3 separate regions of the Mus musculus genome follow, and regions 1 and 2 are each linked to region 3. A link is a loop called in an ENCODE intact Hi-C map of the cell type or tissue named here. Cell type or tissue: gastrocnemius. All regions are shown on one strand. Links, peaks and the distances in the headings refer to the core of each region. The heading gives the core; the rest is flanking DNA. Region 1 overlaps Cspp1 (centrosome and spindle pole associated protein 1). Region 2 holds the start of Rrs1 (ribosome biogenesis regulator 1). Region 3 holds the start of Snhg6 (small nucleolar RNA host gene 6).

The links. A loop is a pair of places that touch in the nucleus more often than their neighbours do. Peaks named below come from ENCODE experiments on the same cell type or tissue, not always from the same donor. Only the 100,000 strongest peaks of a DNase experiment are listed, where the experiment ranks them.
Region 1: it touches region 3 in a loop (4-fold over the local background); 2 of 42 quality-filtered maps call a loop at or near these places.
Region 2: it touches region 3 in a loop (4-fold over the local background); 6 of 42 quality-filtered maps call a loop at or near these places.

Annotation. Positions count from the first base shown.
Region 1 is chr1:10,084,981-10,094,934 of GRCm38, reverse strand. It overlaps Cspp1 (centrosome and spindle pole associated protein 1), which reads right to left. Exons shown (of 30, transcript NM_026493.3): 12 at 8,983-9,188; 13 at 6,751-6,884; 14 at 5,975-6,053; 15 at 4,618-4,747. Among named protein-coding and RNA genes, the nearest start is that of Cspp1, 52 kb to the right of the region's middle. In gastrocnemius, for the core only: a CTCF peak has its summit at 5,195 (motif pointing right); a DNase peak (open chromatin) is centred at 5,214.
Region 2 is chr1:9,541,163-9,551,116 of GRCm38, reverse strand. It overlaps Rrs1 (ribosome biogenesis regulator 1), which reads right to left and starts at 5,709. Exons shown (of 1, transcript NM_021511.2): 1 at 3,662-5,709. The coding sequence starts at 5,593. The coding sequence ends at 4,496. Adhfe1 (alcohol dehydrogenase, iron containing, 1) reads right to left here and starts at 3,169. Exons shown (of 14, transcript NM_175236.5): 1 at 2,966-3,169; 2 at 1,173-1,210. The coding sequence starts at 3,024. In gastrocnemius, for the core only: CTCF peaks have their summits at 1,952 (motif pointing left), 4,957 and 5,769 (motif pointing right); DNase peaks (open chromatin) are centred at 3,021, 4,687, 5,184, 5,798 and 1 more place; H3K4me3 peaks cover 5,125 bases; H3K27ac peaks cover 4,582 bases.
Region 3 is chr1:9,937,894-9,947,847 of GRCm38, reverse strand. Mcmdc2 (minichromosome maintenance domain containing 2) reads right to left here. Exons shown (of 15, transcript NM_177722.3): 15 at 6,894-7,470. The coding sequence ends at 7,304. It overlaps Snhg6 (small nucleolar RNA host gene 6), which reads left to right and starts at 3,730. Exons shown (of 4, transcript NR_024067.2): 1 at 3,730-3,828; 2 at 5,131-5,238; 3 at 5,457-5,525; 4 at 5,693-5,823. It overlaps Snord87 (small nucleolar RNA, C/D box 87), which reads left to right and starts at 5,305; the gene lies at 5,305-5,378. In gastrocnemius, for the core only: no CTCF peak of the experiment used is centred there; DNase peaks (open chromatin) are centred at 3,360, 3,701, 4,374, 4,903 and 1 more place; H3K4me3 peaks cover 2,436 bases; H3K27ac peaks cover 1,818 bases.

The DNA of each region.
Region 1 (9,954 bases), core at 1,161-9,160, 150 kb before region 3:
TGAGTCAAAGAGTAAAGTAACGTGAAAATACGACTTAATATAGATATAGAACCTGAAGAAAAGAAAAACTCATCATGTCCAACAAAGAGACCAGAGCAAAGCCTCACCTACAGACAGGATCATATCTAAAACACAAGGTAGAAGAAATAAATGTTTCATCTAAAAAACAAACAAAAGAAAACCACAAACAGAAAGAGAAAGTACTGAACACTATAAAAACAGCAAACATACAGGAGGATAAACCTATTCGACAAAATCATAAAGATTCCTCAGGAACAAAGAAAGGCTATTGGAAACTGCAAAAGTCCAAGTTGTATATAATCGCAGGCCTACCAAAAATTTCAATGGAAAGTTTGAAACCAAGAAGGCCCTGGATAGAAAGCTCTGAAAGACTACAGATGCCAACCAGACTACTACAGGCTGCAAAACTGTCAACCATAATTGAAGAAGAAAAACATTTCATGATTTAAAGAATTTATGCCCATGATATCAGCTCTACAGAGGATACTAGAAGGAATAGTTCAGTCTAAAAAGATAATTATACACAGCCAAGAGAGTATAGGGAATAAATAGTTCCAGTACAGCTGAGCATAAGAAGAAGTCAACACAACAACAACAACAAAACAGGTCTTGATAAACATTCACCAAAAATAACCCCCTCAAAACTCCCAGTAATAAATGCCTCAGTTCCCCAACAAAAAGACACAGACTAACAAACTAGATTAGAAAACTGGATTGATTGGTTTGCTTGTTATCAGAATACACCTCACCATCAACCATAGACACCATTTCCGATGAAAGTATAGACAAATGTATTGTTCCAAATAAATGGACAAAGAAACCAGCAGGTTTAGATAGTCTAATATCTAACAGAACGATAAATTCCAAACCAAACTTAGAAGGGGGGAGGGGCTTCACACTCAATAAAGGAAAAATCCACCACGAAGATACTGCAATTCTAAACACTAAGTTCAAGGGCACCCAAGTTCATAGAACAAACAGTACTAGATCTAAAATCACAGACTGAACACAACATACTGATAGTGGGTAACTTCAATATTCCACTGCAGTAAAAAAAAAAAAGTCATCTAGACAAAATCAAAATAGAGAAGCTCTGGAGTTAAGACACTATAAATGAAGTGGCTCTAACAGACACTTAGAGTAGAACATTCCACCCGAACACTAAAAATACATTTTCAGCAGCCATGGAACTTTCTCCAAAACTGAACACATATTTTATCTGACCATGAAAGAATAAAGCTGAATGTCAACAATAGAAAAGGAAAAAAATTACTCTCTCGTGTAAGTTAAATAATACCCTACTGGATGAAAATTGGGTCAAAGGCAAAATTACAAAGGAAATTTTTAAATTTCTAGAATTAATGAAAGTAAAATCACAACATACCAAAATCTATGGACATTATGAAGGCAGCTCTTATAAGGAAAATGTATGGCATGAAGTGCCTACCACCACTCGGGAGGCAGAGGCAGGTGGATTTCTGAGTTCGAGGCCAGCCTGGTCTACAAAGTGAGTTCCAGGACAGCCAGAGACAGAGAAACCCTGTCTCAAAAAAAAAAAAAAAAAAAATCTTAGATGGAGACCTTGAAAAACATGAACAAACAACACCCAAAAGAATAGACAAGAAGAAAAGAAATCAAGTCAGGGATAAAATTATCAGAAAAACAAACAAACAAACGAATCAATGGAATGAAAAGTTGGGGTTTTTTGACAAAATTAACCAGACCAGCAAACCTTTAGGCCAAACTGAAAGAGGGAAGAGAAGAGGAAGGAAGTTGAGTAGAAAGGAGGTAGGTAGGTCTGAATTTTCAAAATCAGAGATGAAAGCAGAAACATTACAAAAGTTGCTGAGGAAATTCAGAGACTCTTAAGACACAATGTAAAAAGCTGCATCCCAGTCCTCAGAAGGCAGAGGCAGATGAGTCTCTGGGGAGCATAGTCAGGTGACCAGCCTGGTCTACGAAGTGAGTTCCAGGGCCGCCACAGACACATAAGGCTGTAGCCAAAAAAGTATAAGAAAACAAAACTAGTATCCCACTAAAATGAAAATTCTTAAAGAAATAAATGAAAAAATGTGAAGTAAATTATTAAAACAGGCGCATTGCTACCAACAAAATAGAAGAAATAATAATCTCCTAACAAAAATGGCCCACAGCCAACAGACTCAGCATAAGATTCTAGCAGACTTTCAAAGAACTTACACCATACTGCCCAAATTGCTCTTAAAATAGAAAGGAAAGGAGTATCTCCAAATCTGTGTCACAAAGTCAGTCCTATCCTGATCCAAAACCAAATTTCCCGCGTTAAAAAGGGAAACCACAGGCCAATCTCTCTGATGACCATAAATGCTGCATGGTTTAAAAAGAATGGCTCCCATAGGTTCATACATTTGAATTCTCAGTCACCACAAAGGAACTATTGGAGGACTAGTAAGTGTGGCCTTGTTACAAGAAGTGTGTCACTTGCTTTGAGATTTCAAATGCCCATGCCAGGCTCTCATATATTCATTCATTCATATTCTCTCTCTCTCTCTCTCTCTCTCTCTCTCTCTCTCTTCTTCTTCTTCTTCTTCTTCTTCTTCTTCTTCTTCTCTCTCATTCATTCTCTCTCTCCTCTCTCTTCTTCTTCTCTCTCTCTCTTGTTTTCTTTCTCCCTCCCCCCAACCCTGCAACTCTCTCTCTCTTTCTTCTTCTTCTTCTTCTTCTTCTTCTTCTTCTTCTTCTTCTTCTCTCTTTCACTCTCTCTCTCCTCTCTCTTCCTCTTCCTCTCTCTCTCTCTCTCTCTCTCTTTTTCTTTCTCCCTCCCCCGCAACCCTGCAAATCAGGACATAGCTCTCAGCTAATGTTCCAACATCATGAGTGCTGCCATGCTCCCACCATGCCCGTGCTGTGCATGATCATAGACTAACTCTCTGAAACTGTAAGCAATCCTCCAATTAATCCAATTAATGTAATGAGAGTTGCACTGCTCATAGTGTCTCTTTATTGCAATAAATCAATGACTAAAACAGACAGACAGACAGATACACACACACACACACAAATCCTTAATAAAATACTTGAACACCAAATTCAAGAACACACCCAAAAAGATTATTCTGGGTCCTCTGCAAAAGTAACAAGTGTTCTTACTCATGAGCCACCTCTCCAGCCTATCCATGGCAATTTTGTTCACTCATTAGGTATATAAAGTAAGAATTCTACTCTACTCAACAGTAGAGTGCTGGACCAGCACTACAGGGGAAAAAATAAACTTCTTGAATTGAGAAATCTAACTCTATTGGAAACATTTAAATATTCTCACTCAAAGCCAGTGTTTGATTTACAAAATTCAGTCTTTCTTCTGTAGAACTTTCACATTCAAAAAAATGGCAATTAATTCTTTCTAGATATTTTCCCATATAAAAGCTGAAAAAAGATATTTTCCAAGGAGCTGGGACAGTTAGGAGTAAGTACTCGCCCTGCAAAGACTTACTTTGATTCCCACATTGAGCAGCTCACAACTGCCTATAACTCCAGCTCCAAGGGGGTCTGACTCCTTACACTCCATAGGACTCATGTGCAAAGATACACTAACACATAAATAAAAATAATAAGTATATTCACAAAAAAAATTGCAAGGGGCTAGGACTGTGGAGCTCTTGCCTAGAATGTCCTCAGAGCCATCCTCTGCATCACATAAAACAGAGCACTCTGGAGTGCACCTGTATTCCGAGCCCTCAGGAGGGAGAAGCAAACAGGATGACTACAATTTCAAGGTAATCCTTTCTTCACCACATAATGAGTTCAAGGGCAGCCTGATCCAGATGGAACCTTACCCCAAGAAAACAAAACTAAACCCATAGTTTACCAAGAAATCCAATAGAATTCCCCCAAGAAAGTCCTCAATTTAGATATGGACCCACACCTTGAACCTCACTCCCAAAAGCTCCTAAGTAAGTTTTCTTTAACCAACATAAAGTATGGGAGATGCCAATGTGTTTCTTGTAAGCATTCTACTAAGATGTTCCCTACTGGACTATGGCCTCATCAGTCTCCTTACACTGGACACTACAGATCCTGTTTAAACCCTCTGCTCTGCTTTCTCATCCTCTCATGCGTACCCTGTGCATTAAATATCACAACTGTCTGCCAACATCCTCCTTCTCCCCTCACAGGCTCAGAGCCTCAGCACCTCCTAGCTGAACTGAACTGATCAACAGCTCACTAAAGGTTTTTCTAGGGCCAAAAAGATGGATCAGAAGGTCAAAGAACCTGCTACCAACCCTGACTACCTGAATTTGATCCCCCCCAAAAACTATATGGTGGAAGGAAACTCACATGCACACAGACACACACCAAATAAATAAGAAGGTCTTAGAAGACGTAGGAAAATAAAAAAAAATAATAAAACTCCCTAAATCTACCAGGAACGTCTAGAAACTAACATGCAGCTCAAATATTAACTACACACCCAGTCCTAACTGTCCCAGACAAGCCTACTGTTTCCTACAGCAATTCCAGCATCCCCACTTCAAAGCTTACCGTACTGCCTGCTATTGTTCTCCCCTTCAGTCTACAGTCAGTCAACAGTGAATGAATAAATGAATGAATGAATACCTGCTCCTGCAAAGCTTCTTGGTAAGACTGAAGCGACTGTGTAGAAGGTTTTGGCTTATCCTCAAAGACCAGTCCTGAATTCCTGAGTCCATCACTAAGAACTTTCTGTTCATTCTGTCCAACAGTATTCCTAAGAGCAAATAAACAATTTCAATCAATTTATTATAAGAACAAGCACATTCTAGAAGAAAACAAAAACAATTCTTTGCCTGGCATATAAAACCACCTTTTAAAAACAAAAAAAAAAAAAAAGTCTTTAAAAACAAAGCCAACAAGATGGGTCAACAGGAACAGCAAATGCTGTGCCGTGCATTTCCAGGACTACAAATGAGAAGCAGCTCCTGCAAGTGGTTCTCTGTCCTGCTGTGGCATGCATGCTGTGGCATGTTTGAGCACATGCACAAACACATGAACAAAGAAAGAAAATAGAAAATTTTAAAAATGAACTATAAGCCAAAATCAATCCTTCCCCCCTTAAGACACTTTCACCAGGGTTGTCTCAGCACTAAGAAAAGTAACGAAGACAACACAGAAGCATAAGGACACACAGCTAGGTGTGGTGCAGTTCAACTGCAATGCCAGCAGGGGGAGGCAGACACACAGACTCCTGGGGTAGCCAGATAGGTGAGTGCCAGGTTCCAGTGAGAAATCTTGTCTCAGAAACAAGACAGGCAGATCCTGAGGAGCAATACCTGAGTTGACCTCTGCCCTCCATATATACATGAATGTACAATGAAATATCATCTCACACTAAAGGTCAGAAAATAGGAACTGCTGTGTAATATGCAGAGAAATTAGAATCTTTGTGCACTGATAGTGGGAAGGCAAATAGTATATATTCTATAGTATAGAAAGTAATATGGCAGTTCCTCCAAAATCGTGCTAAAACAAGTTCCATGTAACCCCAAAACTGTATTTCTTACTACATATACAAAAGAAATGGGAAAAATACAATGAGTCTAGTAGCAGCATGTTTACAACTAAGATGATAAAGGAGCTCCGGTGTCCGCCAGTGGCTAAATAAAGGTAAGCACACGATGCACTATTATTCAGCCTTGAAAAATCCTAGCATAAGTTACAATGACCATCAGCAGCTAAGGACCCAAATGAGTCAGTCACAGTAAAACCCTGTCTGAGCCTCAGAGAGAACAGGGGCTGGCAGCCCATGTCACAAGAGAAATGGAGCTGTCCATCACTGAACTCACAGGATAGAGTTCTCATTTGTGAGATGACCATGCAATGTTACAGATGCACTAAACACTACACCAAATGCTCTTAAAGCAGGTAGACTACACGAGTTTATACTGTGCATAATATAAGCACGTTTATTTTAACTTTATTTTATTTTAAGACTTACACAGCTGGCGGTGCTACCTGGTGAGTGACAGGGGCAGAGACATGAGGGGCAGGCTGTCCTCCAATCATTCCTGAACCATCTAAAGGGAAACAGAAAAAAAGACATTTATTTCAGAATAGTTACTATTAATAACATCTTATCCCTAAAGAAAATTATACCGCAAGCTTTTCCAAAGCACCAATACATCCTTCCAGGCTAAGAGTCAGCAAAAGAACATAGGAAAGCATAAAACAGTTATAGCAAGTAACTAAGAGACACAATTAGTTTTATTTTGGTTTTAAAACTGGGTCTTGTTTTATGACCCAAGGGGACTACAAAGTTCCTCAGTTGCCCAAGTGGGCCTTGAACTCATGATCCTGCCTCTACCTTTAGCTGCATTTAAAAATGGCTATTGCTACAGTCTGTCCATCAAAATGTATGGAGGAATGTAATTCATAAAATCTTATGCTAACAAACTTAACAGAGTAAAAATTGAAGCCCCATGACTGAGTCGTAAATTGCTAGGGAAGTGGGAAAAAATGATAAAGATATACACCCACATCTGCCTTCCATACATTATTTGGCCATATTAGGTCTCATAAACTATCTTTATCGAGTATCAGAACAAACTAATAAAATTGGACTTGATTCTAAGGATGATTCTATTGTCAATAAATGTATAATACTTTGATTAAATGAAACTCTATCTTTTTCATTTACATACTATTGCTTCCATAAAAACAATTATCCTTACTAAACCACCAGGAAAATGTTTATAGAACATATAGAAAACTCACAGTATACAATATTGGGATCCAGTGTATTTCTGGCACCGTAAAAATAGTACGCATCATCGTAAGGAGTTCGATAGTTAGAAGCTGGAGGGGCAAGGAGCGGAGGCGGGGGTGGATTCAGAGGCACAGGCAGAACCCTATAGCAAAAGAAAACCAAAAACACTGTCCTCATATTTTATTACTTTTAATCAAGATCTTTTGCAAAAAAGGTGTTATTAAAATTAAACATCAACCCTGTACTAATTGTTCAAGAAAAATTAGGAATCAAAAAGCAAATAGTAACAAATTTTACAACTTCAGGAACACTTTGCTAAGATGCAAACAAGTTAAAGTAATTGAGTAATATCCAATAGCCATTATGTACCATATTAAACAAAGGCATGTATGCTCCTCTGCCCTTAGTAATAATACGGAATCAACAGTTACAACAGTGCAGCATCCGTGAGGCAAGTGACAAAGAATGCCAGAGGAATACAGAGCAGGAATACTCAGATATAAGGAGACAGGAGGAAAGCCGGAAGATTCCCAAAACAGGAAGTATCATATGATGAGAGTCACACACAGAGAGGGAGGACCAAGAGCTCCGCCACCTCAGGATTACAAATGGTTCTGTGTGGGCAAGGGAGTGCATAGCATGAGTATGTTTATGCATGTCAATAGCTGCACACACATGGTGTATAGGAACTCGTGTGTGTAGGAGAGGCTGGTCACATGAGTATGTACAAATGCACAAGCTAGCAGTCATCCTTGTATGTAAGTTCTGGGGAGCTGTCCACTTTGTTTGTAAGATGGGGTTGCTCACTGGCCAAGAAATCACTAATTACACTGGCTGGCTAGCAAGCCCCAGGTATCCAGTCTCTGCCTGCCAGCACTGAGAACACAAATTCATCCCACAACACCCAGCATTTTTACTGACTGAGCTATCTCCCCGACCCAAAGGGTATATTTTTTATATGTAAAACCTACTGCTTTTTCACAGAAAGTTAAACCACAATGTGGCTACTTGAGAATCCATATGGCCCTGATATATTTAAGAGTTCATAAATTTAAAATGTATAAAACCTTGTCCTTCCACATTTCCTCACTGAGGAGCAAATGTGCTTCTACCAGCACAGGATTTACTCTTCACTAATAGAAATGGCAAAGGCAAATAACTTTAGATAAACAAAGAAAAAGGGGAGACTCTAGGTTTTTTTACTCAAACATTAACATATTTTGCCTTAAAGAATCTGAGGGCTGAGGTAACACCAAAGTCTCTTCGGTAGGCAGCGGTTCCACACGTTATTGGTCAGTCAGTGAGTCTAACCTCACCATCATCAGTGCAGACGCCAGCAAAAACAACCTGAGTAACTGTTATGAAAACAATCTATTATCAGCAACTCCTAAATTGTATCTATACATAGAAAACTAATGTTTACATCAGCCCTCTAACTATGTCAAGTACTACCATCACCTTTTACAAATGAGAAAACTTTTTTGCATAAAGTCCAGTGAAGCCGACTACTCCAGCCTCTAACCCACAACAGAAAGCACTGTGGCTCTCTAATTCCAGTCTCTCAGCCTTTGGAGTAGGGAAGCCATTGAAGAAAATGAAGGAAGTACCTGAGAAAGGCTGTAAGAAAAGCCCCACAGTTTGTTAGTAACAAATAAAAGACCAAGTCCTGCTGAAAGATATCTCAGAAATGTATTAGAAGATTAAGAAAAACATCTACAAATGTAAAGATATTCCTATAATTAGTATATTAATAATTACAGGCCAGAAAATATTCGTGTTACAGGGTTTCTATTATATATAGATTAGCATAATGTGTTTTCCCTATAGAAATGACATGTTCAATATGAAATCCAGGGTTATAATCCCAACAGCCCAAGAGTAAGCCCAGAGAAAACTGTTAAGCCAGACAGACATGTACCAGATTAGTAAATTTTTTGGAATAAGCTGAAGAAACAATTCAATGATTGCCAAGTGGAAATAACTGAACAATGCATACCTTATACTAACATGTAGTTACTAATTCATTTTAAAAATAGTAAATGATAAAAACATTGAAGATTTCTCCTTTTTCTAACAGCAGAGAAGAAGTATCAATAACAATGAAGAAGAAAAAAACTCCTCAGCGAAGTTGCTCATGGCCCTGAGGCATCTCGGAAGCATCATCTGCAGCAGCACACCCTTGTAAGGTGGAGCACACGCGGCCTACCCTAATTCCCAAAGACAAACATTTAAACAAGCACCTGGGATGCGCCAGTTCACCAAGGGTGCTGCCGAGTCCACTGTGCAAGTCTTCATTGTGAGAAGGGGCGGAATGAACTGGTGGGACGGATGGGCTAGACGGGGCAGAGAAGGGAGGGGGAGGTGTCTGGAAAGCTACTCTGGGCCTCTCAGGTGGCATCTCTTCAAAGTGTCTTGGTGTCAAACTAAACTGCTTTAGTCTATCAGGCTACAATAAAGAAAAAGACAAAAAAAAAAAAAGAACCTGTTTGTTACATAGAATCATAAGTTTAAGGGTGACAAGGACCTCCAAGGACCCCAGCAGGCACTTAAGACAGTCACAGAACAGCAAAATTTTACAGCTAAAAAAGACCTTAAAGATCTGCTTCTTATTTTATAAGCAGGAAACTGAGACTGCCGAGAAGCAGGTAAGTCACCTGCAGGCTCATGATCAGTACATGGATAAAGAACAAGTCCAGGCAGCTGTGAACTCCCGCGCAGGTCTCTCTCTTAGACAGCAGCAGCAGCAGCAGCACATCTCTCCTCAGTTGCTACTTGGGAGACCCACTAGGGAAGGCTTTGCAGGCCTCAGTCTCCCTACAACAATCATGTGAGCACTGAAGGAAGCTGTGCCACAATAAGAACGAATTTACAAAAAAGCCACAACAGGGTAGGCCAGAGCTGCTCACTAATCTTTACTCAAGAATATCATTTTATGGAATTTTTAAATCTTAAATAATCTTTAACTACTCCCTCTAATACAGATTTATTCAATTTGACACTCTTTAGGTGATTCAATTCCAGAATAAATAAGTTCTACTACAGACTATAAAATAATTTATAAATTTATTAATCTACAGTTTTAAATTTTATAATTATCATATAAAGTTATTATAACATATATTTAATTATAGGAATATAATTTACATATTTGTATGATTCTTTTATAAATTTATAAAATAATATGGTTGTATAAACTTGTTAACATAGATCAT
Region 2 (9,954 bases), core at 1,179-9,178, 400 kb after region 3:
TCTGGTCAGCCACAGGATAAAGGAAAGTCAACAGAATAATTTGCACCACCAATTATTTTGTTATTAAAGAAAAAGAGACCAGAACTAGATGACGACAACAACAACAACAACAACATGTTCTCTGAAGGTAAAAACATCTTATCAAAATCCACATTTCTCTGATTCCTCTAAGGCGCTATAGACACTCTTGCTCCTCCTCCTGCTGCTTCTGCTACTAAAGTTTAGGTCAAACTTAGGTTGGAGTTACCTTTCTCTATGTCATTTCCCAAGTAGAAAAAAGCCAAAATTAAAAAAAAAAAATTAGACCAAAATGGCTGAAAACAAAATTGTGCCTGTTTTTCCAGGGGCGAGATCCCATCTGCCCCGAGGGTGAACCACTTCTCCTGACCTCTTGACTCTGCCTTCTCAGCCCGCTGCGCAGGAGCACACGGCTGATCTTTCCTTTCCTGCCTCTCTGTTTACATCTTACCTCTTTCCAGAAGAGCAGTTTTTGTGTCAACCACGTGACATCCCGAGACTGTGCTGACGCTACACTGAACTTTATGGACCTCAGAGTCTGGCAAGGATCAAGATGGTGGGAGCCAAAGACTTTTGTTATTATTTTTAATGATAAAGAAATAGGATATTTTAAAAATGGATACAGACAAGAATTTTTCTTCTAGCAATCACCTTACTTTAGCTTTTAGGGCTCCTCCCCCCAAAAGACTTGCTCCTCAAGAACCTAAACATTCTTAAAATATCATGTGTGTTTTCAGTTTTGGAAAATATTATAGGGCTGAAAAGATGGCTCAGTGGGTGAGAGCACTTGCTATTCCTTCAGAGGACCTTGGTTCATTTCACAGCACCTACATGGCAGCTCATAACTGGTTGTAGTTCCAGTTCCAGGGGTCTGATACACTCATAGACATATATGCAAGCAGAACATCAATGTATATAAAATCAAAACATTATACAAAAGGAACATTGTAAGGATAAATAGCATAAAATATTGTAGACTCAGCTAACCTATCACAGTTGCAGCCATGTCTTCCCAGTTTCCTAGTGAGAGCAGCTATAACGTCAGCCTGCCTCAGCCTGCCTCAGCCTGCCTAATGCCCCCTTCCCACACTTTAGCCAAATGCCAGTGGTAGAAAGCAAAACTGAAGCTGATGCGAAAACTCAAAATGTGTTACCTTGGGAGTAAGTATGAGAATGAGTTGGGCACTGGCATCTAGGGAAAAGGAAAAGGAGAATATAAACAAACAGGAAACCAAGAGTGAGAAGCCTTAAAGTAACTCTTACAGGACATTCTGGCCCCAAGATGGTAGAGTGTAGAAGAGAAAGCAACAAAACCCAAACCCAGGATAACGCCAAAGGTCAAATCCAGCCCACCTTTTCACCAGCCCTCACAGGTCAGGAGCCTTGACGCACCCATGTGGTCCTCTACTCAGCTTGAAACCCTGAGAATATTCTTCGTAATTCTTCCCCATCTTCAAGGTTTATCTTCAGATTGCTTCTGCACTTGAGCACTGGCCTTCCAGGTCAGCTACTCACATCCCACCATTCCTCCTCTACCAACTGTAGCCCCAGCGCTGGTCCTGTCTCTACAGCAGGAACACCTCACACAATCTCCTTCCTGGATTCTGTCACCTATGTACATCGCACGGTTTTGCTTTTTTTTTTCTGGAAACTTCCCTCCCTTCCCTGCCACATTGGCTATTTTTTGGGCAGTCCCTTCCTCTGGCTTCAGTTTCTCCTTTTCATTTGTTTCTCTTTATGGCTCAGAGGACCTTGCCATAGCTATTACTTGACTGCAAAGCCTCCTCCAGACCGCGCCAAAATTCAAATCTGGAATTAAAACAACCAGGGAGGGAAAAGGTAAAGGGAGGAAAAGGTTACTCGGTGGCTCTCAGGATCTTAGAATTTGAGATTAAGAAAAAAACATAAAGCAAGGCTGGCACCTAGTGGCCACCTACTTCCACCAGGAAAGCAGACAAGGCCCAGGCCCAGCTTACAACTAGATTTTTCTGCTCTGCATTAAACTTCTAAGGACAAGAGAAGCAAAGGGAAGAAAGACATCTAAAATCAGTGCTGGGAATACGGCTGCCTCTTCCCACCCATTCATTCATGTTACTGTAAATTCTAAGGCGAACTAACTCATTTCTAGCCCTTATTTGAGGTTCCTGCCTGGGCCACCCTTGCCTTCTGAGGATGTCCACCTGGGTTGATTTCCTCACTATCCTTCCTGTCCTATAAGTGACTCATGTCTGAATCACTTTGCTCACTCTGGTCCTCCCCTTGGTCTACACTTACTGCTACCAACAGTTCACGTGCAGTGTATACTACCTGATATGTGTCAACTGTGTTCCACTCACTTCTCAGTCTTTACTGCCTCCTGGAAGGCAGCCCCAGACCCTGTGCTGGGCCCTGGAACGACAACTTTCTCTCCAGTCCCTCGCCTCCCCCTAGCTCCCGGCAGCTTTCATCTCCCTGCTGACTCTGACCCTTCACACACACTTACTCATGTGCTGGGCCTTTCTGGAAGGAACCGGGTCAGGGAGGGTAACTCCTTGTGGTCTTTTCCCGTTTACAACCCATCTGCTGAGACTTGAGACAGGTGCAATATCCCCTCATTGGATACTTGAGCAGCCCTTGCTCTTCAGCCGTTCCCTGTTGTAGTCTCAGAAAAGAGCTGTTTCTGCACATAGACCCATACACGTGTTACTTCGATATGTTGTCGTCGCAGGGACACCAAAGTCTACACTACTTGTCTCACTGTGAGAGCAGGCTAGCTTCTCTGGAAGATCTCCTTAGTGGTAGCTGGGCCACATTGCACCATCCCATTCTATCATTGTTTAAGGGACAGCCCAGGGAATACTGTGGTTTTTCTGAATTCTGTAAAGTATCCCGATGATGACTGCCTGCCCAGCTGGGTGCACGCGGGGTTGCCGAGCACTGAGGCACCCTCAGTGCAGCCTGTACTCACGCTGTGCTTTGTAGGTGCCTCAGCAAGTGTGTGACTCGAGCGCGTGCAGCTGCAGCCATGGCAGTTCTCCTTGTTCGCCGCCTACTCCACCCCCACTAACAGCCAATCCGGTCGCTGCTGGACTCCAGGAGGAAAACTTCTGCCTCCAATGCAAGGTCACCTGACCCAGTCTTAGCTCATTTCTCAGGAAACTCTGAAATGTCTCAATGGCAAGAACCCCACTGGGTTTTTCGTAAACTTAAAAAAAAAAAAAAAAAAAAAAAAAGGCCCCAAACTGACCAACCAAAACCCCAAATTAATCTCTGAAAGTTAAGTCCTGTTGTTAGCAGTTGGGAATTGGGCTAGAGGTTACTTTTAGCTGTCAACAGCTTGGCTTTGATAAAGTTCTCATGGATACTTAGAACTATAAACTGGAAGAGTTTATAGTTCTTCTCCAGTGGAAGAGTTCAGTAAAGATGAGCCTAGTTAGAGCTTTACCCAAAGTCACTAACAATCCAGTGTTTCCATGAGTTAAGAGACAAGTTGAGCTTTCCTTGCATTTCTACAAGTAACCTTATAAAACTGAAACCACACTAAGAGTAACCTCCAACCCAATTCCCAACTGCTAGCAACTGACAGACCAACTTGCTTTAAAGAAAACACCCCTTCCTCAATTCTAGAATTGCTATTAATAACTTACAAAAATAATGCAAATACTAATTATGCAAAGATAAGTTTATTAAGAACAAAATAAGACAATGAAACAGGGAAAAACATCTAGGACAGAAATAAACATGAAATCTGCTGCTCGATTATAATCTCAGCACTTGGCCCTGAGTTCCAGGGCAGCCTTGGTTCCATAGTGAATGCCAGATATTTTGACAATATCTAAAACCCAAGCCAATTAAACAAAAGCCACCGGTTACAAACAAAATGACAACTATTTCTGGACTTAAAGCAATCCATTGGCCAAATGCACCACCTGAACCAACACCAAAAAGCACTATACTTTTAATATTATAGTTAGGGCCAAAGTTTTCCTAAAACAAGGGGTCTTTTTTAGAACCACTGTAACTACTTTGTTTTTCTCAAGCACACTCCATATTGGTGCCCAGGTTACTGGCTTCACATGCAACCTCTACCGACAGTAAAAGTTAAAAGCAACACCAGGTACCTGCATCCATTTACAATACTTGCAAATCACAGGTAGATATAATTTTCCCCCGCCCTCCCCGCTTTGATAAATACACAAGCTTTGTTATAAAAATAATGCAAAAATGTTGAAACCAATCTACTGTAACGCAGTATCCAAAGTCAAGATAAAAAGGCAGGCCTTAACTTATTCCTGGTTCTGGCTATATCATTTCTATAATTCTCAAAATACACCAATTTCCAGTCAGTGTCTCTATTAACTCGTCCAGCACTGACTCGAGGGAAGGCAAACCCGTCCTTTTAATGTCAAATGTCACTGAGGGCAGCGGCCACCTATACCGCCCAAGTTAACTTTTAGTACAGTCCCAGCTTTTCAGAACTGGTCCCGAGGGGAGAACGCTACTTCCTCCTCTTCCCACCTTGGGGCGGCACTCCTTTCTTCTTGCCAGCTAAAGCAGAAGGCCAGGAATGCTTTTTGCTTCCCAAGCCTCCTTTCCTCTTTTCTCCCTGACCCGGCGGGCCGCCCTTTCTCTTGCCCGAAGGTCCTTGCCGGCCCCCTTTCCTCTTGCCTTTCTGGCTCATTTTCCTCCTCTTGGCAGCCTCCTCCTGGTCCTCTTCCCTCATCTGCTTGTTGGTGGCCCTCGTCACGTCCAGCCGAGGTTTCTTGCTGTTCATGACTCGAAGTAGCTCCAACTGGTTCTTTTTCTCGGCTGCGAAGTCCCCAAAGAGGGGCTGAAACTTCCTCTTCTTGCCGGAGCCCCGGGGAGCTTTCTCCTTGGGAAGGCGCTCCTGGAAGCGTCCCACCGAAGCGGTGGAAACCTTGGCCACTTGCATGGCGCGGCCCAGCTCTTCCTTACTCTGGTGTCCAGTAGGGTGCAGGCCGGCTGAGCTGGGCATCTGCATCTTGTGCGCGCGAGCCAGGTTCCGCAGACGGTTCAGCTCATTCTTGGCCACGCGTTCTTTCTTGGCCTGAGTCCTCTTGGCGAACTGGTCTTCCATGGGGTCGGCGCTCCCAGGCACCTCGATCAGCCATTCTTTAGTGTCATCCCGGGCGCGCTTGTAGCCCCAACGGCGCCGCCACTGGCCACTCGCCTCGTCCCACACGAGGTTGGTCTTCTTCTTGGGACGGATTCCCTTAAGGCGCGCGAACTGCTGCCAGCGGGTGAGCGGCCGTGGTCGGGGCAGCGGCTTCTCGCGGGGCAGGCGAGTGGCGGGCTCCGGCAAGCGCGCGACCACCGCCTCCTCCACGCGCTCGGTCGGCAGCCGCCACAGCTGGTTGATGAGCAGCTGCGTGTTGTCCCGCGCCAGGGCCCGCAGCTCGGCCTCCGGCGACGGCCCGGCCTGGCGCAGCACGGTCGGGGGGTTGCGGTCCGAAGCCAGCAGGTTGCCCAGGTCGAACTCCAGCTCCAGCTCCTTGTGCACCGTGATGCGCTGCAGCTTCTCCGCCTCCTCCTGCTCTGCCTTGGCCAGCAGCTCCTCCACGCGCTGGCCCTCCATGGCTCTCGCTGCGGCTCGGATCCCTCACTTCGGGACAGCGGCGGGACGTATCGCCACTACAGCAGCACCCTAAACCGGCAACCACGTGCGGACGTCCGGACCCGTAATCCGGAAGAGGAAAGATCACTTCCGGGTTGTCTGGAAGCGGCTCACAGCTAGGCGGGGAGGTAAAGACCGGCAGAGGGCGGCATTGGACAGCAGATGGGCTTAGAGGCGGGACTTGGATTCGTCACCGGATGTTGGCCCGACTGGCGCTGAGGGTTGGCTAACCAGCTCAGGACCTGGTTGGGACTACGTTTCCCAGCATGCTGTGGGGCAGAGGTAGTGCAGTAGGACGCGGGCTGCTCAAACTCTTGGAAGTGCCTGCATTGTAGCTTCCGAATGGAGCGTCTACACCACAGTGTCTATGGGTAAATCTATTACAGAGGTGTTTGGGGCGAGACAAATTATTTCCCCAGAGTTATAGCCCGTTCTCTGTGCCCTAGGTGTGAGCGGAGACAGATCCCACGGATACCTGTCCAAGTTAGGCATTGTTTTGCGACTTAGTAGGGCTTGCAGTTTGTCTGTACGTGGCCTGGGCACCAATTCTGGCCATGCCATTGTTTGTTCCTGTGATATTTGTGTAGGCCTGAAAAATCGTGGAAGATGGAGACTCTGGTAGTATCCAGGAGTGTTTTAAAGGTAAATGTGTTAATAAGCTTGGAGGAAGGCTAAGATCCAGTGAAAACCAAATAGTTTTTATTCAGTAGTCATGGTGGCCTAGGGAGTTAAAAATCTCAGTTTACTATTTACTGCCATCTATTTTTATAGGTTTTTACCTCAGTCCGGTGTTAGAATGGGCACATGTTCATCTAATGTCATCCAAAAAAGTGTTTTGTTTGTTTGTTTGTTTGGTTGGTTTTTTTGTCTTGTCACATAAGTAGACTTTTACTGATTTATTTATTTTTTAGTTTAGATCACATGAACCGGAGGCCGAGCTTGAACTCCCTGTACATCGAAAGAGAACTTGACTTCTTTTTTGTTTGTTTGTTTTTTGTTATTTTTTGAGACAGGGTTTCTCTGTATAGCCCTGGCTGTCCTGGAACTCACTCTGTAGACCAGGCTGGCTTCGAACTCAGAAATCTGCTTTCCTCTGCCTCCCAAGTGCTGGGATTAAAGGTGTGCACCACCACTGAGAACTTCTTGATTCTCCTACCTCTCTCTCAAGCATTAGTGTTTCAGGCATGCAATATCCAGTGTCCAGTTCCATTTTTTAAACTAAGTTTTTGGTTAGAATGCAAAGTAATTATTTTCAATATGGTGCTTTCATACAGGTATCATTGTTATCTCCATCCTTCACTGCCTTCCCCGTCCCCCATAAATAGACATTTAAAAAATGCAGACTAAACTGGGTATGGTGTATAATCCCAGCACTCTAGAGAAAGAGGCAGGAGGGCCAGGTGTTCAAGGCTAGCCTTAGTTGCATATGGAGTCATCCAAATCATTTTTGTTTTTAATGTGGTTTAAGTTTGCTATATAGCTAAGAATGGTCTTGGAATTAATTCCCTTGCCTCTGCCTCCCAAATTCTGGCATTACAGGCAGGAGCCACTATAATTCTTTGTTTTCCTCTTGGTGCTAGACCAGATGTCAAAATCTACACAGCACAAAGCTTCCTCCAAAGTTGCTCCTCCTTCCACCATCCTCTCATCCTCTTCCTCATTGTCTTTGCTGCCCAAGGAACCCTGCCATTGGGAATACTGTAGAGACAATAGTCCCAGGAGATGTGGTCATCATTCAAGTCTAGTAACTTGCTCGGATGATGGCAAATTCATCTTTGACTTTCCCTATCCAAATCTCATCAGTTCAAAGCCTAGATAGCTTGTCTCTGTATGTTGCGCCCTTTCACTCCCCACTGCTGTGGCCTTACTTCATCCTAGCCTGGATCTCTTCTATCTGCTTCTCTAGACCATCTCTCTACTATGTAAGCTGCACTAGTTTCTAGCTGATTTTTGATCAGCAGGAAACAGTGATACAAGATGAAAAGAGATGAAGAGAGTGGGGTCAGGACACTTATGCCCTATTCCTCTGTAGACTACGTGACAGCCTGCCTCATCGAACCGTCTTCTGGCTCTAGAAGCTCCCTTGATTCTATCAAGAAGTTTCCTGAAGTTGTGGCCATGGCTTTGTAAATACTCCTGTTGTTTATTTTTCTCTGTGCTGCCAGGTCTCTCACTAATATCTTGAGGCTATTCTGGGAATTCTGAAAATTTAACTTCCACGAATGTGGCCAAAGCAAACTCATATAATAGACTCATGATTATTCTTGATCCTGATTGCTTACCACCTGGGTTCAAGTCACTCAGAAGTTGTAAGTCAGAGTAGCCTTCCTCACCCTTGTTCTGGTGCACTTCTACATTTCATTTTGGTTAGGTCTGGAACCCCAAAGGCAAAAATGAGATTCAGGGCAGAAAAACAGCTAGTATAATTTTGTGTCAATTTTGTGACCTTTCACATCAAATGAGGTTTCCTGTTTTTTGTTCCCACCTCATCCCGAAGAGGGATTAAAAAGGTTTAAAGACATCAAATTAATACTTTTCACCATCTTTCAATAAATGATTACTCTGATCAGTGCAACTAGTTCTTTTTTTTTTTATTTCAGTTTTCTTTATTAGATATTTTCTTCATTTACATTTCAAATGCTGTCCTGAGAGTCCCCTATACCCTCCCCCTGCCCTACTCCCGAACACACCCACTTCTGCTTCCTGGCCCTGGCATTCCCCTGTACTGGGGCATATAATCTTCATAAGACCAAGGGCCTCTCCTCCCACTGATGGCCAACTAGGCCATCCTCAGTGCAACTAGTTCTGAAAGCAATTTCATCAGTCTTTAAAAATCACATTAACTTAGATTTTCTTTTTAAAACATGAAACTAAGTAACTAATTTATCTGTTGTATATATGGACATATCCTTTTGTTTTAGGGTAAAATGTTCTGTAGATATCTGTTAAATCCATTTGTTTCATAACTTCTGTTAGTTTCACTGTGTGTCTGTTTAGTTTCTGTTTGCATGATCTGCCCATTGATGAGAGTGGGGTGTTGAAGTCTCCCACTATTATTGTGTGAGGTACAATGCATACTTTGAACTTTAGTAAAGTTTCTTTTATAAATGTGGGTGCCCTTGCATTTGGTGCATAGATGTTCAGAATTGAGAGCAAGATTGCAATGAGCAAGAAATCCTAACTGGATATGAAAGTGTATGCTTGCAGTCTTCATGCAAGAGGATTCTACATTTGAGACCACTCTTGGATACATAGCTGTCTTGAAAATAAATAAATAAATAGCCTTCAATTGTGCGTGCACATGTGGTGTGTGTATGTGTGTGTGTGAGAGAGACAGAGAGACAGAGATAGAGAGAGAGAGAGTGCAAGAGCAGAATCTCATTATGTAGCCTTGGCTGGATTGAAACTCACTGTAGCCTTGAACTCAAAGAGATCTGCCTGCCTCTTCTTGAATGTTGAGATTAAAGATTAAAGCAACTCTTTGTTTTTTTTAAAGAGTAGATTCACTTAAGACTCAGCAATGGAATCATCAGTAACTTGTCTAAAGGAAAACAATGTTTAGTTTTCATTATATTACTGTTTTTATTTTTTATTTATTTTTTGGTTTTTCGAGACAGGGTTTCTCTGTGTAGCCCTGGCTGTCCTGGAACTCACTTTGTAGACCAGGCTGGCCTCGAACTCAGAAATCCGCCTGCCTCTGCCTCCCAAGTGCTGGGATAATATAATATAATATACAATGTGAGCATATAATAATCCTGACAAAGTTCCAGTCAAGCAAAAATTTCTGTGCCAGCAACATTAAAAACACACAGAGGTTATGGTGAACCTAATAAACATTTGTTGTTGGCTCCTGCTAACTGGTTTGTTTCTAAAGATTAACCCATTGTTCTGTAGAATAGTTAGAAAGTGAAAACATCTAAAGTGGCTGTAGGCTACACTTTTCTCTCCTTGCTGCTTTCACTTGCTAAAGGGAGACAGCAAGGAAAGAACCTCCTACTGGCAAGTAGGTGTCACTGTATCCGTTAGCATCTGAGCATCCGCAGCCTCTCCTAGTGGCAAGTAGGTGTCACTGTATCCTTTAGCATCTGAGCATCCGAAGCCTCTCCAGCCCTGGGAGGCTCTGGTGCAGCAGAAGATGCAATCAATGGCTTGGGATGTATAAATAGTAACCCTGGCATTTCTCAGATTTGACTTCTTCTGTCTCATTATCTACGGTGTGTGAATTTAGGGGAGCTCCAGGTTTCTTTCCTTTGGGATTGGATTCCGGAGAGCACAGTTTGTCCCAGGATCTAGCTTATTCATTTGGAAAATGAAGAGTGTGA
Region 3 (9,954 bases), core at 1,153-9,152:
ATGAAGACTGCAATGGCCTTGCTTTACTGGAATTGTTTGCTCAACCATGACAGATTATCCTGGGATCATTTCAGCAAACATTCCTCTCTAGGTGTGGCTGACAATAACTATTGCGAAAGTCAGCTGTAATCTCACAGGAATCTTGTTTGTAAACCTTCCCCGGGAAGCCACTGAGGTCCAGGGGTCCTCCTTTGCCCACATCCCCAGTGCACGGGGATTTTATGGTGTCCAAATTTCCTTCTCTGTTGCTGTGTATAAAACAATGACCAAAACCAATTTAGGGTGAAAAGGGTTTACTTTGCTTTACAACTCTACATCATAGTTCATCATTGAAGGAACTCAAGGCAGGAATTCAAGGATGGAGCCGAAGCAGAAGCCATAAATTAATGCCACTTACTGGCTTGCTCTGCACAGCTTGCCCAGCTTGCTTTCTTATACAACCCAGGGCCACATGCCCAGAGTGGGTACCACCCATAGCAGGCTGAGCCCTCCCACGGCAATCATGAATCAGGAAAATTCTCCATAGACATACCTACAGCCAATTCCATAGAGGTGATTCCTCAGTTGATGTTCCCTCAACTTTGAGGGAAGCTCTAGTTTGTGTCAAGTTGACAAAAGATAAGCAGCAAGCCCTTTACCCACAGAGCCATCTCTCCAGCTTCTTTCAGAAGAGAGAGAGAGATGGGATGATTTTTTTTTCCAACTTAAGAATTCGATTTTTATGGGCTGGCGAGATGGCTCAGTGGATAAGAGCAGTGATTGCTCTTCCTAAGGTCCTGAGTTCAAATCCCAGCAACCACATGGTGGCTCACAACCACCTGTAATGAGATCTGACACCCTCTTCTGGCGTGTTTGAAGACAGATACAGTGTACTTATGTATAATAATAAATAAGCCTTTGGGACAGAGCAAGCAGGGACTGAGTGAGCAGAGTTGACTGGAGCAAGCAGAGATCCTAAAAAATTCAATTCCCAACAACCACATGAAGGCTTACAACTGTACAGCGACAGTGTACTTATATACATAAAATAAATAAATAAATCTTAAAAAGAATTTGATTTTACTTTTTCATGTATATATTTCAGGCAAGATCATAAACATTTCTTTTTCTAGCATCTAGCCTAATGTTTTGTAGCCAGGACTCAAGAATAGAGACTGAGATAAATAACATGGATAAAATATGAAAGTCCAGGCCATTGAGATGCCTTGACCAATAAGGGTGTTTGCTGTACAAGCCTGCCAACCTGAGCTCCAGCTTAAGAACACATATAAGGTGGAAAGACCGAACAAGTCCATGGAGCTCTTCTCTGGCCGCCATGTGAGCACACACATAATGTGCCCCTGTAAACATGACTTTTATTTACCTGAAATCATTGTTATCTCTGAGGCTTTCTGCCTTTGGCTTCTAATCTAGGCCTAGTCCTGTAGCTTCTAGCCTTCGTGCAATCTAATCTAGGCTTTTAATGTTGTCAGTCTCTGAAACTTACTGCTGAATAAGTTCACCCCTTCCTATTCTTTCTGAACTTTGGCTGGCAGGCCTGCCCAGGTGCTCTGGCTCGGACTCCTCTCCAAGCTGACTGATTCAATCTGGCTTCTCAATTTCTGACTTTTTACTCCACTTGGCCTCAAACTAACTCTGGAAATCTGTTCTCATCTTCTGGCTCTTTCTCCTTCTCTGGCTTATTCTTTCTTCACCTGTTCTCTCTCTGTAACTTGTTCTCTCTTTGTAATCTGTCTCTGTATAACTGTCCTAGTAAAATGGCCTTTTCTCTGCCTGCCCCTCAAGTAGCTTTCCTTGTATCCTATTCTATTAAATCTTTCTCTGATTTATCACTTTGCCTGCCATTCAATTAGACATCACTTTTAAACATGATACTTCCTTCTACAAACTAATTTTATCTTCCTTGTTGGGATTCAAGGTGTGTACTAAGGGCGTGTCTGTATTAAGGCCAGAAGAAATAAAGGTATATGCTAAGAGCAGAGCCACACCACAATTAAAAACTTGTTCTTTTTTAAACTAAATAACATAATCTTAGAGTTCACTGTGTGAGCAAATATCCTACAATACACTACCAATTAAAAAAAATCAAAACTAGAAAATCAATGCAGTCATAACATTCACAAACAAGGTAACTTTGCTGGGTAGTTTGATGTCAGTTTGACACATGCTATAGAGGAGGGTCCCTCAATTGAGAAACTGCTAACATAAGACTAGGCTGTATGCAAACCTATAGGGCATTTTCTTAATTAGTGGTTAATGAGGAAGGCACAGGATGAGCCAAAGAATGAGAAGGAGCCAGAAGATGAGAACAGATCGCCAGAGTTAGTTTGAGGCCAAGGAGAGTAAAAAGTCAGAGGCTGAGAGAGAAGCCAGCTCTTTGTAGGTGAGGATACCCCTGGGCCAGGGATCCTGAGACGCAAGCTGAGAAGGCATGAGATAAGCCAGTAAGCTTCACCCCTCCATGACCTCTGCATTGGTTTCTGTACTGCTTGAGTTCCTATTTTGACTTCCTTCAGTGATGAATAGTGGCTTAGAATGCTAAATCAAATGAGCCCTTTCCCTCCCCAATTTGCTTTTGGTTGTGGTGTTTCATCATGACCATTAAGTTCAACAATAGTAACTCTAACACATTAGGTGACTACTTTCTTTTTTTTTTAAAGATATATTTATTTATTTTTATGTATGTGAGTACACTTTAGCTTTCTTCAGACACACCAGAAGAGGTCATTGGATCTCATTACAGATGGTTGGGAGCCACCATGTGGTTACAGGGATTTGAACTCAGGACCTCTGGAAAAGCAGTCAGTGCTCTTAACTAGCTGAGCTGTCTCTCCAGCCCGGTGACTACTTCATGACTAAGAAAAATTCTATTACTATTACAAATCAAACTCATTAACAGCTTCTCCTTTTTTTCTTTCTTTCTTTCTTTTTTTTTTTTTCTTTCTTCTTTAGGTTTTTTCGAGACAGGGTTTCTCTGTGTAGCCCTGGCTGACCTGGAACTCACTCTGTAGACCAGGCTGGCCTCGAACTCAGAAATCCGCCTGCCTGGGATTTAAGGGAATAAGTGCTGGGATTAAAGGTGTGCGCCACCACGCCCTGCACGCTCCTTTTTTTCTGACAATCAATTTTTATCTCTCTTTCTGTGAGTGTGTCCGTGTGCTTGCTGCTTCCAGAACACTAACTCTAATGGAGCTGCTGTGGGCTGGGGATGTCTTAGCAGTTAAGAACACTGACTGTTCATCCAGAGGACCCAGGGTTAGATTCCCAGCACTCATATTGTAAGTTGGGTCACATATAACCCCAGTTCCAGGGCATCTGACACTCTCTACTGAACTCTGTCAGTACCAGGTTCTCGGGCGAGGCACACATGGCTAGCGTGCAGGCCAAACACCCATACATATAAAATACATCTTAGAAAAAAAAAATTAAATAGTTTCTAATACCAACGGTTTTTAAACACTGAAGTAGGTGAGGATGTAGAAGACCCAGCAAACATAAGGACCTGGACTGGGAGACTGTCCTATTTTAAGGCATTATTCATTACTTGAAAAATCAATTAAAAAGCTCTAGCGGAAGTATTCGCACTAATTCCCACAACCTGCTCCCTCCGCCCCACTAGAAACACAGAGCCGGAAGAGGAGGGGGTGAAGGCGAGCACGCAGAAGAGGGCTGGCCGGAAGAGGCGGGGCCTACAGGAGCGCCTTAGGGTCGCGCACGCTGGGCCACTTCCTTTCTCGGCAGCGCCGTAGAGCGCGAGCAGACGGTGCAGCATGGCGCACAGCGGAGGCCGCGGGCGGCCGAACCCGGCGTGTCCTTGGGCGTTTCCAGGTGCGAATCCTGCGGTCTGCTTAACCCCGTGTGTGCGGAGAGGGCTTCCTTGTTGGCGGCGTCCGTCTCTAGCCGGGTACGGGGGCCCCATGGCTCCCGGGTTCGGTGTGGCCCTTGGCCCGCTGTGAGCGGCGGGGCGCGTTCCCAATGGTCTCCAAATCTTAACCGAGATTAGTTATAAGGCCTGCTCCTCTGGACGCTTCGAAGTGCGGGCACAAGCGGCCGCTTCTGGCGGCAGCTTTCATCTGGGCCTGCACCCTGGCGGGAGCCCCTTTGTATCCCCAAGAAAAGCCACCATGCGGTCTGTTTCAGGCTTCCTAAGTGAGTAATCCATAGGAAATTTTACAGAGGCGGAAAAGTACTGCTTCTAAGATGTTAAGACCGCCAATTTTAGGCTTTTTTTTTTTTTTGGCTTTTTTTTTTTTTAAAGATTAATAGTTTGATCTGAAGTATTGGCATCACTCTAAAAAGCTTGTATTCATGGATCAACCCTGTAAGTACGATCTAAAGTTGGAGCAAAATTTTCAAACTATTTGAAAGCCACGCAGGGTGGGGATGCTGGCAAAAGAAGGTGGTGGTAAGTTCTGAAGCGTGTGGATACAAAAGAACACTACATTTCAGGCCTGCATGTTATACTTTACTGTTGGTATCTGTAAGCCAAATTGGGTACTCTGGATTTCTGTAAACTCAGCGTTTCAAATATGAAAATGATTAAGGATTTCTCATCGGTTTGCAGGTGATAAGTCATCACCAGTAATCGGTTCAATCATTCATTCTCTGATTTGTGACTCTGGCCATGCCGTTTCCTGTTCTAATGTCCCAGTGATGGTCTGCACAATTGCATATATGCCTCAAGCTTTTCCGTGCAAGCACCAAGACTGAGAAGCCAAGGCTTGGTACTCAGTCCTTTAAGTTAGTACTGGCAGTGAAGGGCGTGAGTAAAATGTTTTTCTGTCTGTGATGGACGGATGATGGGACAGGAACTGAAGCACCACAGGAACCTGGAGTTAGCGGATGCCGAAGCCATGGAGGATGCTATTAGCTTACGCTTTGGTTCTTAGAGAACACAGGGCCTCCAGCCCAGGGGAGGTGGCTGCCCCCTTACCCCAGTCACTGATTATGAAAATGCCTTACAGGCGTGCTTGTCCACAGCCCTATCTTAAGGATGCATTTTTACAATTGTAGCTTCCTACACCAGTGATTAGCTTGTGTCAAGGTGACATAAAAGTAGCCAGTGCACACTCATGCAAGGTATTAAAACATGGAAGTAAAATGAGAGTTCACAAATATTTTAATTTTTAGGTGCAACAAAACCTGCTCATTTGAAGGTGCTTGAACAAATATTTTCTAAACACTTGTCATGGAGAGTGATTGAAACAAGCTGCCAGGACTACATTTGCCAATAACAAGGTACAAATTGTGTGTGTGGTTTTTTTTTTTCTTTGAGGTTTGATTAACAGGGCCTTAATAGCTGGCACAATGATGACTTAAGTTTTTGCCGTTTACCCAGCTGAGTGTTTCTTTGAAGAGAGAATCTTAAAAGACTGAGATGCCAGCAGTATATAGATGATGCAAATGACTAACATGTGACGCCATTGTTAAAATGGGTTACTGTTTGTTCTCCCCAGCATGTAGGTGGCTGTAGTGGATGTCCAACTTTGGGAGCTGTGATGTCTAAAAACCCTTTATTGTTTTGGGTAAGTTTGCTTAATCAGTCATGTATCTGGATTCAATACTGTTTGATAACACTGAGGGGCTGGGGCCAGTTCGTTTTGAAGATCATTAGGGTGAACACCTGGGCCTAGTTTGAGATGGAAGAAAAATGATTTGGGGTTTCTGACTTTTTTTTTTTCCTTTTGGGAAGGTGCAGCTTACATATTGGAAGGTAAAATGAAGGCCATGAACAAAGTCAAGAAGCCATAAACAGAAGCAAATGGTGAAAATTAATATCTAATTTAATATTAATAAGTTATATATAAATAAACAGTTATTCTTAATTGCTGTGGGCAGTAATTTCTTTAAAATGTCATTCTCGTAGTAAAATAAACTCGTCTTTCATGAGCTGCGGACTTTTTGTCAATGCAATCCTGATGGCTGGCTAGTAAGTAGCCAGTAATGCACAGCAGGAAAGAAAGTGATTGGCAATCTGTCTAGGATCACTTGAAACTCTCAAACTGGATTTCCTCGAGTGAAGACTTGGCTAAATCTTTAACCAATAGAATCCCTAAGTTTAGTAAGTAGCTTAAAAATTCAACATTCTGATGACTTGGGCCTTTGTAAGGGCTGGGGAAGTTTAACTGGCTTAACAAGGCACAAAGCTCTGGATTTGATTCCCAGGATAGAAATTTCGAACATTAGGCTTTCCAGGTGTGTTGGCTGTTTAGATAAGAATTGTTTTGTTTTTACCCTAGAGACCTAGACTTAACCACATCATATGAAAAGGCACAAGGCAAGTCTTGTTTGTATGTACTATATCATTAACTTGCTGTTCAGATCAAGTACCAAAATACAAGGTGCTGTGGGACCCTGTAGTACCTACCACCTCCTGGCAGGAAGACGACTTGACCCCAGGAATGTTGTCTTTAGTGTCACTTTGGTTGTATCCAGCAGAAGGCATATATAAGATTTTCACAGCTTTCCTTAACTCTCCACATTTAGCTTTATAAAGCTATATGCCCATAATGCACATGTTAAATAAAGAAAAGCCTTACATAGGCACTTTGGGTCATTAAGTTGCACTGACTTGAACTCATCACTGGTAATTAATGAGCTCAAGCTGGGTATGTTGGTAGGTAAAGTGTTGCTACCTGATGGGTGGAATGAACAAAACCTTTTTCACACTACAATGTTCTCTACTGTGTGTGTGTCCATGATATATATACTGGAGTTTTTGATGTCAAGCTCCTTGGTAACATAATTTCTGTTCTTGGTTTAGATGTTGGGTTAGTTGCAAATTTGTAATTATGAAGGGGCCACATTTCATACTCTAAATGACATTCTAACAAATAACCTTGAGATGATACATAGTCTGAACCATTACTCTGAAATCATACATTTACCAAGGCTTATGGGGCATGAAAGGTAATTTTTCCTTTTTTTTTATTAGGTACTTTCTTCATTTACATTTCCAAAGCTATCCCAAAAGTCCCCCATGCCCTCTCCCCCTTCCCCCCTCCCACTTCTTGGCCCTGGCGTTCCCCTGTACTGAGGCATATAAAGTTTACAAGACCAATGGGCCTCTCTTTCCACTGATGGCCAACTAGGCCATCTTCTGCTACATATGCAGCCAGAGACACGAGCTCCTGGGGGTACTGGTTAGTTCATATTGTTGTTCCACCTATAGGGTTGCAGACCCCTTCAGCTCCTTGGGTACTTTCTCTAGCTCCTCCATTGGGGGCCCTGTGTTCCATCCTATAGCTGACTGTGAACATCCACTTCTGTGTTTGCTAGGCCCGAAAGGTAATTCTTAAATTGCTTATTCATCACTAGAAAAGACAGTTGTCCCAGGTCCACATGTGGCAATAAACTGTTGGAGCTGCTGTTGGCACTGAGTCAGGTAGAGATCTCTTTGCTCTAAATATTCTTCATTATACAGCTCAAATGGAAATAATGCATTGGGAGCAACACAAAATGGAGTGGCCCCTAAATGAAGAACAAAATAGTGTAAATGAGACTTTAAAAATGGAGGTATGTTTCAACAAAATGAGGATTTAAAAGTTAACTACTGAATATTGAGTTTCATCATAGTTTTATTTTGAGTAGTCTTGGCTGGCTTGTGTCTACCTCTGAGCACTGATTATCACATGTAGCTGATTTAAACATTTTAAAATATAAAATGGTCTTTAGTATGTGTTCCCCAACCAGGTTCTAGAGCCCTCTCTCAGGCCCATTCCTCTATACATGTTCTGTATTACGGAATCCTCACCTCTGATCGTTCTCCCCACACTCAGGACCAGGCTGCCCTCCACTACAAGCCTGTGCCATCAGTGTTGACTGTATACTATCATTAGTTTATTGTGTATCATAAATACTTTAGTATTTACATTTGAGAAAACCATCCCTCCCTGGATCTCATCCCCCAGCTACTGCCCTTTTTTCCTCATCAAAGTTCAGTTGTCTGGGCTGTTTCCATAGCCACACCTATCCAATCCTCATTTCTACTCTAGCTCCACACAGGTCTGATCGTGGGCACTACAAAACTCTGGCTTAACAGATGGAATTGTAATCTCCATAGCATGTGTCCAGTGTTCACTCACTTTGGAAACCCTTTCTTTGCTTGTGGAACACCATACCTTTCTTCTATATACTGGTTTCTGCTTGTTAGCTTTTTCTTTTTTCCATCCCATTTCTAAACATGAATTCTTCAAAGACAGTTATATAGAATTCTCTATATTTTAGGTGGTTTCATCCTTCATCCACTTGACTTAAAATACCATCTCTGTTCTAATTCTTATATTTCCAGGCTAAAACTCCTTAAGATTCAGTTTTTTTTTTAAATACTGTGTGTGTGTTTATAGTTTGATTGGCAATGACTTAGTCACCTGACTTCATTTTCTTGCATGCACCTGTACTTAACTGCAGTGCCTGCCCTCATCTCAGCCTTCAGGTTAAATAACCCTTACAGAAGTCTCTTTTATTCTTGTCTTACTGCAATTCTCCAGAGTATTTATCTGTTGTCCAAGTTCAGCTGACATGCATATCATCTCCAGTCTTGGGAACATTTTTTTTTTAAGATTTTTATCTATTTAAGACTACACTGTAACTGTCTTCTGACACACCTGAAGAGGGCATTGGATTCCATTACAGATGGTTGTGAGCCACCACGTGTTTGCTCACGAACCCAGGAAGAGTCAGTGCTCTTAACTGCTGAGCCATTTCTCCAGCCCTCGGGGGACATCTCTTTAGACATTTAAAAAATTATTTGTCCCCTGACTGCCCTCTGAAAGACCCAACAAGCAGCTGAGTGAGTCAGATGCAGATATTTGCACCCAACAAATGGCAGAAGCTGCTGACCCCTGTGGTTGAATTTGGGGAAAGCTGGAAGAAGCTGAGGAGGAGGGCAACCCTGTAGGAGGATCAGTCTCAACCTGGACCTTTGAGATCTCTCAAGACACTGGATCACCAACCAGGCAGCATACACCAGCTGATATAAGGCCTCCAACACAGAGCAGAGGACTGCTGAGTCTGGGTTTAGTCAGAGAAGATGCACCTAATCTTCAAGAGACTGGAGGCCCCAGGGAGTTTAGAGGTCTGGTGGGGTGGGGAGTGGAGACATCCTCATTGAGACAGGGAGGTGGGGAGGAGGTATGGGATGTGGAACAGTTTGAGGGTAGACCGGGAAAGGATTAAATTCTGGAGTTTAAAATAAATGTATCTGGGCTGGTGAGATGGCTCAGGGGTTAAGAGCACCAACTGTTCTTCCAAAGGTCCTGAGTTCAAATCCCAGCAACCACATGCTGGCTCACAACCATCCATAAGAAATTGGATGCCTCTTCTGGAGTGTCTAAGACAGCTACAGTGTACTTACATATAATAAATAAATAAATTTTAGTAAAATAAATCAAAAACATTACTTGTCCTTTGTCTCCTCCCCCTTTTTTTGTACACTTTAAGCAATATCTTTTACTTTAGGAGTTTTTTGTTTCTCCATCTAATTTATGGACTTTTCCATTTTCCATTAGCAATTTATACTCATATACATATATGATATATATGTATGTATATCATATATGTAACTTTTTTGCCTTGTTTCCTTTGTACAATATTTTGTATTTTGACTTTATCAGCTTTTTAAGATAAGACTCAGGATCTTTAGTCTTTATTTTCTTTCTCTTTTTTTTTTTTTTTTTTTCTAGACAGGGTTTCTCTGTGTAGCCCTCGCTGTCCTGGAACTCACTCTGTAGACCAGGCTGGCCTCAAACTCAGAAATCTGCCTGCCTCTGCCTCCCAAGTACTGGATTAAAGGCGTGCGCCACCGTAGCCTGGCTTTTCTCTTAACATTTTTAAAGTTTGACTTGATTCACAATTGGGAATTCTTTTTCCCTTTTTAAAAAAACCCTTTGTTTTAGTTTCCCCTCCATCACATTCTTTGTTTTTCCTTTCCCTTACATTTATTTGCTCTTGCTT